2 separate regions of the Homo sapiens genome follow, and region 1 is linked to region 2. Evidence: chromatin contacts called from ENCODE Hi-C or POLR2A ChIA-PET data. All regions are on one chromosome and are shown on one strand. The core of a region is the stretch at or near the end of the contact, and the rest is flanking DNA. Distances in the headings are between cores, read along the strand shown. Region 1 overlaps ARHGEF38 (Rho guanine nucleotide exchange factor 38). Region 2 overlaps ARHGEF38 (Rho guanine nucleotide exchange factor 38).

Region 1 (3,924 bases), core at 1,234-3,733, 43 kb after region 2:
TATAATGTGTTCATGAGGGTAGGAGGTATAGTGATAAATATATTAAATTACTTTATCCCATAAAAGGGTAAATGGACACATTTTAAATTCTTCCTTCCTGAATTGCCCTTGGTTGGGATTAGCTTCTGCAAAGTTTCAGCCTAAAAGAGATTTTTTTAAAAATGATGAACAAATAAAAAGATGTTATAATATAGTGCCACTACTCCACAGATTGTTGTTTTATCCTACTGGAAAATCTCTCAGATTCCCTTTCATAAAGCGTTATACTACATAAACACAATGTTTAATTTATGTTATGATATTTAGGTTTTACTTGGCTAAAATAAATGAAATAGAAAAAAAAACCCCATGTTTTCTGTAGGAGTTAAAAGAATAACCTTCTCTTTCAACTTCAATGTATGTGTTTTGATTCCTAAATGATCACATTATTCACTTATTGGTTTGCATGAAAAATTGCATTTTTATTTTTATTCATTTTCTTCCCCAGATTTTCTGACCTATGACGCACAAAGCATATCTGGCAAATAAAATTTCCCTTTAGAAGAGGAAAGAAGGAAGCATGTGAGCTTAAAGGAAATGATTGGAAGGAAATATTGGGCAGGAGGTGGTGGTGGTATTTCTTTCATTGCAATAGGAGAGTTCTTTAAACAGTCGTGAATAATTGCCTAAAATTATAGCAGCTGCTGATTTTAAAAAAATTATAATTCTGTGCTTGATTCCCATCTAATAGGTCTTAGACTAAGCAAAACCTAGTTATGTTAGGATGTCTAGCAATTCACTCATATAGCATGTCTGGAGATTGAGGAAACAATTGCTTCACACATGTCCCCCACCATTTTCCACATATACAAAGTACTGAGATTAATGGAAAAAAACTTATTAAATCCATTAAATTTTACAAAATGCAGCTTAGGCACTTATTAAATTTTTCCTCAATCACTGAATGTAAAAAGACCATCTATTATTATGGAATGGATCTTAAAATTTTTTTATATTGAAAACATTTATTGTACTCCAAATGGTTGGAAACCAAAGCCCACAGTGATCAGATAATAAACACAGGATATTATTTTATTTATCCATAGCCACTTGAGGCTTTTAGATAAAAACTTTCATCTTCTTTATTTGTTAGGGACATGATTATAAAATAATGAGACTACTTCTATAAGGCATTCATGAAAATTACTTATTTTATTTTACATAAGAAAATTTAAAAGGATTTATAATGTTTGTATATTACCTTAAATATACAGATTTACATGAATTTACTTTCTTTTTCTTCTCTTACAGGAAAATATACATGCAAGAGTAAGTACTTTTTAAAATAATATAAATCAAATATAAAAATCACGAGAAAATGCAGCTGACTGTTCCTGTCCAAATCAGAAATTCTGATTTTTCTAATCATGAGTATTGCTTTTAATAATCCAGGATTGCAAAGGCATTTACCCCATTACTGGTGCATATTTTACTTATTAAATTATTATCACATATACTTTACCAAACCTTTTAGAAGAATCCCAACATATAATTTACTAAGTTTGCTGATGCCAGAAAGTCTTTGGGAACTGCTCATCATACATATGTTTGGGAATCTTAATGTGTCCAAAAACACTTCTTTCTATGAAACATATTAGTCTTTAAAAAATCTCAGATTAATATCATAATGCATTTGAAGTTTCTATAGATTAATGCATAAGAAAAGATTATTTTATGAAAATATTAGATTTCTTCTAATTTCAAGTCTTGTATGATTTATGGAGAAAAAAATCATACACATTATAGCATGAAAATGAAATATTAAGGTGAAATAGTTGGTTACTAGGACAATATAGAAATTATTTTAGAAAAACAGCGTATACAAACACTCTGAAAGAGGTCCATTATTCTAGAAGAAAATGTATCCAGGCTGATTAATGCTGAAAGGATGAAATTGACTTCAATACAAACTCCAATTTATTTACCAGGCACATGTTTGGCTTATGATGAGCAACTCTTTAAGGTCCCAAGCTTCTAGTGTGTGTTTGCTTGTGTGTGTGTATGTACTTTAAATTCCTAAGAGTTTATATGAAGAAATAAAGAGCTTACAAAATATAAATTATATTAATGTAAGCAGCAAATATCTGTCATTCATATTTTGGTGCAGAGCAACAGTGAGAACGGAATTCTGGAACTGAAGTGAAGGAGTCAGGCATCATACAGATCTGTAGACCAGGGCTGTATATCTCAGTCAAGTTGAGAAGCTGATTTTTGAGACACCAGACAGGCAACCAGTTCTCTCACTTTATCAGTCTTTTCTTTTCTTTTCCTTTCTTTTTTCAAAAGGAAAAACTATCCGACAGTATAAACAGATATGAGTAGATTTGTCTTATGAGTTTCCAATTCTAGGCTCATTTGAATTCAAAGAGGTGCATCGGCCTCCTGGCTTCTCTTCAAAGATAGTTGATGGGGGCTGGGAAATGGCTCTGCCTCATTATACAGCCTGTGTCCCTGGCATTGTGCCAAGGACTGGAGCTTTGCATAACTGAGTGGTTAGAGAGGAACTTCATGTGCTACAAATTCTGCTTAGGTTTCCTTTTCTAAAGCTTGCATTAGGTCTTTGGAACCAAGAAACAAGAAGAGAGGAGAGAGAGATTCAGAGGAGAAAAAGGGAGATATTCTTCTTAGTACAATTTGCATGCACGGACTTCTACATACAGAATACTTAAACAGTTCATTGTATTGAAACACGCTTAAAAATGGCCCTAGCACTTGCTGCAATCCTGCTGTGTAGGAGTTAGCCAGGTTGTGTCTGCTCCCTCTAGACTATTCTATACATCAAGAACTAAAAAAGAAGAGCAATCCCAGCATGTGGCTGGATGCACATCAAAGCCAAGTCTGCCATGAATTATTTTCCTTCCTGTTCCTTTCATTCAGGTCATGAAGCACACATACTGCTACAGGAAAGGGCAAAAGGCAATGTCAAGTGCTGTGTAATTGTTGGGTTCTTTAGTGGCAAAGGCCAGCAATGTTGCAGCCAAAAGGGCATTTAAGAGTACAAGATGTGGGTTTTTACATGGCATTCAATAATCCCTCACTTATGGCAATCAAAAATTATCCGTTTTTTAGGTTTTTTTTACAACCTACCTTCTTAAAAATACAAAGTGAAAGATATTTGTAATTTCTAAAATGTTTACTTTGAATTATAACCTCACGCAAACATCAGACAGTATTAAAGTGACAGCAATCATAGAACTTCCCACTAAAAGCAAGAAAAAAATGCCTATTCTAAACACAGCTATCTTCAGAAATGCAGTGTTTTGTTATCTTTATGCTTTCACTCTTTTTTTTATGTGTTCCCTGTCAGATTAGCTATTCTCACCTTGGATTTCAAGGTTCCTATTAATCACAAAATATTATAAATTATTTTCTCTTTTCTTTGTATTTTAAAAATTATTGAAGAAACATTGCAAAAAAAGGAAAATAAAAATGAGGACAGTAAAGACAATCAGCAGTCACATTCCAAAGCTAACTATTGTAGCATTGCAGTGAGTCCCTCACTTCACCATACTTTTTTCTTCACACACATACATTGACTAAAATAGGAACACTATACGTTTCTTGTATGTCGACTTGCTACCTCATTCATCATCAATATGTTGTGAATATCTTTCCATGTCAGTAAATATAAATCCACATTGTTTTATACTTGCATAATATTCTGTCTGATATATATGCCATAATTTAGTTTGCCAAACCCTTACTGACAGTTGAATTTTGTCTGTCTTATTGATGTCATAAGTTTATTTTTATATATGATCTTGGTACAATAATTTGATTTTTTGGATCAATTTCTGAAAGTGAAATTGCTAGATCAAAGGGCTTTTGATACTTATTGTCAGAACATTTCAAAAAAAGCTGAGCTAATTTATATTCTCACTACTC
Region 2 (4,038 bases), core at 1,042-3,541:
ACGACCTCAATTCCTTTTTCTCTCTTTCTTTCCATTTACTTCCCTGCAACAACTTACTCGAGTGAAGTTCAATTTTTCGTCTACTTCACACCTTTACCTGTGCAGCAGAATTAATCTCTTATAAAATTCATGACCACTTTCTACTGGGGCCCCCAGTAATGTTTCTGAGGAGATTCTCTCACATTCTTTTCCTCACATGTCAAACACCCCTTTTTCTTCTCTCAGCTTATGCCCTTTTCCATCATTTCATAAAGAAACTAGAAACAATAAGATGTGCACACTCCCAACACCAAATCTACCAACTTACTGCATCTCTACCTATATAAGTTGGCTTCCTCCTATTACCGGAAGCAATGGTTCCCGCTTCTAATGAAGGATGACCTCTCTCTGCTAGTGCAGTGGATTCTATCCCCTCAGACTGAAAGGTTTTACTCCAGTCTGTGTCCTTTCTCTCTCCTGAATAATTAGTTTACCCTCCTTATGGAATCATTCATAGCACTATTATCTACTATCTTAAAAACCAAAATCAAACACAAACAAACCAAAAAAATTGTTTTCCTCGATCCTAAAGGAATCATCTATATTCATTGTCTATTTTAAAATTAAATATAAAATATTTACTAGGTATAAGAACATTTGTGACTAAAACATGTTTCAAAATAAGCACAATTTATCAAAAATCTGTCCCTGCGATTGGCTAATGATCAATATAAAAAACAGTAAAAAACACGCCCAGTTGCAGTGGCTCACACCTGTAATCCCAGCACTTTGGAAAGATCAGCACAACCAGGAGGATTGCTTGAGGCCAGGAGTTCGAGACCAGCCTGGGCAGCATAGGGAGACCTCATCCCTATTTAAAAAAAAACAGCCAAGTGTAGTGGCTTGCTTCTGTAGTCCAGGCTACTCAGGAGGCTGAGGTGGGAGGATCACTTGAGCCCAGGAGGTTGAGGCTGCAGTGAGCCATGATCACGCCACTGTACTGCAGCCTGAGAGACAGAGCAAGACCCTGTCTCCAGAAGAAACAAATAAACAGACAGACAAAAACATCAAATATACAAGAAAAGTCTTTCTTTGAATTCTTAGTCCACATTTGTATCAAATGGACTAAGTTTACCTTATATGAAAATGTTGCCAATTTAAATAATCTGCTACATTGGTGAGTCAAACTAGCCCCGCTAAAATGAATGTCATTGATAGCTGTATTCTTATATATTTTCTCCAATTCTTTTTTGTGCTTTTACTTTTTGTTATTTTTCTTTACTTGTTTTTGGCTTCCTATGAAACTCTTATAAGCAGTTCTCAGAATTGGTGTCTTAGACCATGCCAGGTAAAACTTTTCCATTATGGTAACATTTATGGTCGTTTATTTGGCACATTTGGCTTTTGCTCTCAATACTGTGAATTACAATTCTCAAAATTCTAACTCACATTTTCTAGGTTGTTTTATTTGAATTGTTTATAGGTTGTTGATTTTTCACACTTTGACCTTGTTATTTAGCTATCTTTCAATGCTGTCTGCTCTCTGCCTTCCTCATTGTGGACTTTAATTTCATTCTATTAGTTCTCTCCACTAAGGTAATAGCAATTCTCTTAAGGTTCTCAGAATTCTCATGTCAGATCTGCCTTTTTCCCACTTCTCAAAACTTTTAACCTTTGATTAAGTAAATAAATGTTCGGGTACTCATATGACTCTTATCAGCGTTTATATGAGTGCTGAGGTAGTTAGTTGACACCACCAGTTCATTCAGTTCACTACCTTTTCAATGTTCGTTAGTTCTTTCCTGTTCTCACTTCCCTTCTGGACATTTAACTACCAGTGTCTTTGAGCACAAACCACCTGTCATCACTGTCAAAATGTGTAGATTAACACATACAGTTTTCAGATAACTATAGCAATAATCTGTAAACCAAGCTTAGCTAAACCTGGGGCAACATAAATATTTTACAACTACAGGTTAAGCTAGGAGAGAATTTGGGTATCATCGGATTCATCATCTTTTCTCTATACAAAATCAAACTCAGACCACTCCCAGTAAAAACAAAACAAAACAAGTCATTTTATTTAAGTGAAAATTGGATGAAGGAAGTTGAAAACTGAGGAAAGTACCAGAAGTTCCTGGCTTAACTGAGTCACCTTGTATGAGTGAATCAGTGTACAAATGAGTGATTAGATCTAGCCCTTGACTGACAACTGTTCTGTGACAATCGTGCTGTAAACTTTAATCTTAACTTCAAGGCTTTTCTATGTCAGACCTTTACCGAACTGATAATACATCAAACTCAGCAGTTACACATCTTCTTTAATAGCAGCACTGTGAGAGGTTTTGCAAAGAAGGCAAACGTTATCCACATCAGTTAGTGTTGAAACATTTAGTGGGAAAACAGGTTCTAGTTATTTATTATCCAAACAGGGCAGTGAGAGATACTCTATGTTTTTGGCTATAAGTCAAAGTAAATCAAACTAGAGTAGACTAATCTAACAATGGAAAGGGCAAAAAGTGATTGAAAGGAATAGCTGGAGGAATTTGAGTACTGTACTTATTTTTATTTTTCTTTGTTTTTTAATTATTTTCAGTTGCTAAAATTCACATAGTGCAAATCTACCAAAGATCTCAAGGGGGCTATAGAATTCCTCAGCTACTCGGTTTCCTCCCCTAGAGGCAAACTCCATTACCAGCATCTTTTTACCCATCCAATGATATTTCAAGTGTATGTGTTTGAATGCACACTTGGTAGATTTTATTTCTATAACAAGAAAGTTATGTGTATTTATTTTGAATTTACTCATATTTGGTTTAATCATGTGCCTTATGCTCAAAAATTTGTGTTTTCTAAAAAATGGTTTAAAATATATATAATTTTGTATTGACAGGAATTCAGTTGGAATTTTCTGTTAAAATTTTGATATACTATATGGCAACATTATATAAATAATTTTCACTAGAAAAAATATATAGAGGAAAATAATCACCTGTAGTCTTGCCACTTAGAAATAAGCACAATAATTATTTTGGCTTATTGTTTATACAAACATACTGAAATATTTTCTGGAATAGGAATTATACCATACACAGTTGTCCCTCAGTATCTACGGGGCACTGGCTCCAGGATCCACCAAGAATACCAAAATACATGGAAGCTTAAGTGTCTGACGTAAAATGCAATGGTTACATTTACACATAACCTACACACATCCTACTGTATACTTTAAATCATCTCTAGATTATTTATGGTACCTAATACAATGTAAATGCCATCTAAATTGTTGTTATACTATATTGTTTAGGGAATAATGATAAGAAAGAGAGTCTGTTCAATACAGATGCATTTTAAAAAATATTCTTGATCCACAGAGGACTGATTCCATAGACATGGAACTCAAGGATTCAGAGGGTTGACTGTATGCCATTATGGAATATTTTCCCCTGATGACAACTATATATTTACACATTTTATTTTCAGCCACAAATAACAAATATGAAATTGAAAATTTAAAAAAACTTATTAAAATAAGGGACCATAAATTTGATGTTCATGCTCTCTCTCAATTCAGAGTCCTTGAATGTAAAATGGTGCCTATTACCAGTGTTATCAGTCATACCTAGGTTAGCAGTGGGCTGTTTCAATGTCAGGATGGTGGGGAGTATATTGAGCAATGGTTCTGTGTGACATCCTACAAAATCTCTCCCTCAGGGTCCAAAGTGGGTGAGGAAAGCCCTGGGATAGGGAAACACAAAAGAGAGGGAGTTAGGGAGGGAAAATTCTTAGCTGGCCGCTTTTTCAAAGGAGCAAGGGAGGGAAGGCACTCCAGGGCTCAGGCATTCAGCTTCCTGCTTGTGCCCCCCACCCCAAACCAAGTTGCTGTAGCGTCAGCCATCATACCAACCCTGTCAGAGAAGGCTGCGTGTGAGGAGGGCTCACCAACTCCCTGAGAACACAGTATAGATCCAAGTATCCCTGAAAGGAGACAGGGAGGAGGGGAATATAGATGTACTATAATAATAAAAATACTGTTCAAAGACCATAATACAATGAAAA

The links. A loop is a pair of places that touch in the nucleus more often than their neighbours do. ChIA-PET counts read pairs that join two places held with the same protein, here RNA polymerase II (POLR2A). Pooled maps may share reads with other maps.
Region 1: a loop to region 2 is called in a map with no recorded cell type, with 2.5 times the contacts of the local background. The contact joins two enhancer-like sites. A Hi-C loop is called at or near these places in 3 of 168 maps with a recorded cell type or tissue (Calu3, GM12878 and PC-3), 8 of 37 single-sample maps with no recorded cell type and 4 of 50 pooled maps. POLR2A ChIA-PET finds 5 or more read pairs at or near these places in 3 of 52 experiments (GM12878, PC-9 and activated CD4-positive, alpha-beta T cell).

The regions. Positions count from the first base shown.
Region 1 is chr4:105,635,113-105,639,036 of GRCh38, forward strand. ARHGEF38 (Rho guanine nucleotide exchange factor 38) reads left to right here. Exons shown (of 14, transcript NM_001242729.2): 5 at 1,291-1,308. Among named protein-coding and RNA genes, the nearest start is that of INTS12, 72 kb to the right of the region's middle. Within about 2 kb of position 2,484, at least 4 of the 41 ENCODE cell types and tissues checked have a DNase peak (open chromatin) inside an H3K27ac peak, as active enhancers do.
Region 2 is chr4:105,592,525-105,596,562 of GRCh38, forward strand. All of the region lies in intron 2 of ARHGEF38 (Rho guanine nucleotide exchange factor 38), which reads left to right. Among named protein-coding and RNA genes, the nearest start is that of ARHGEF38-IT1, 33 kb to the left of the region's middle. Within about 2 kb of position 2,292, at least 3 of the 41 ENCODE cell types and tissues checked have a DNase peak (open chromatin) inside an H3K27ac peak, as active enhancers do.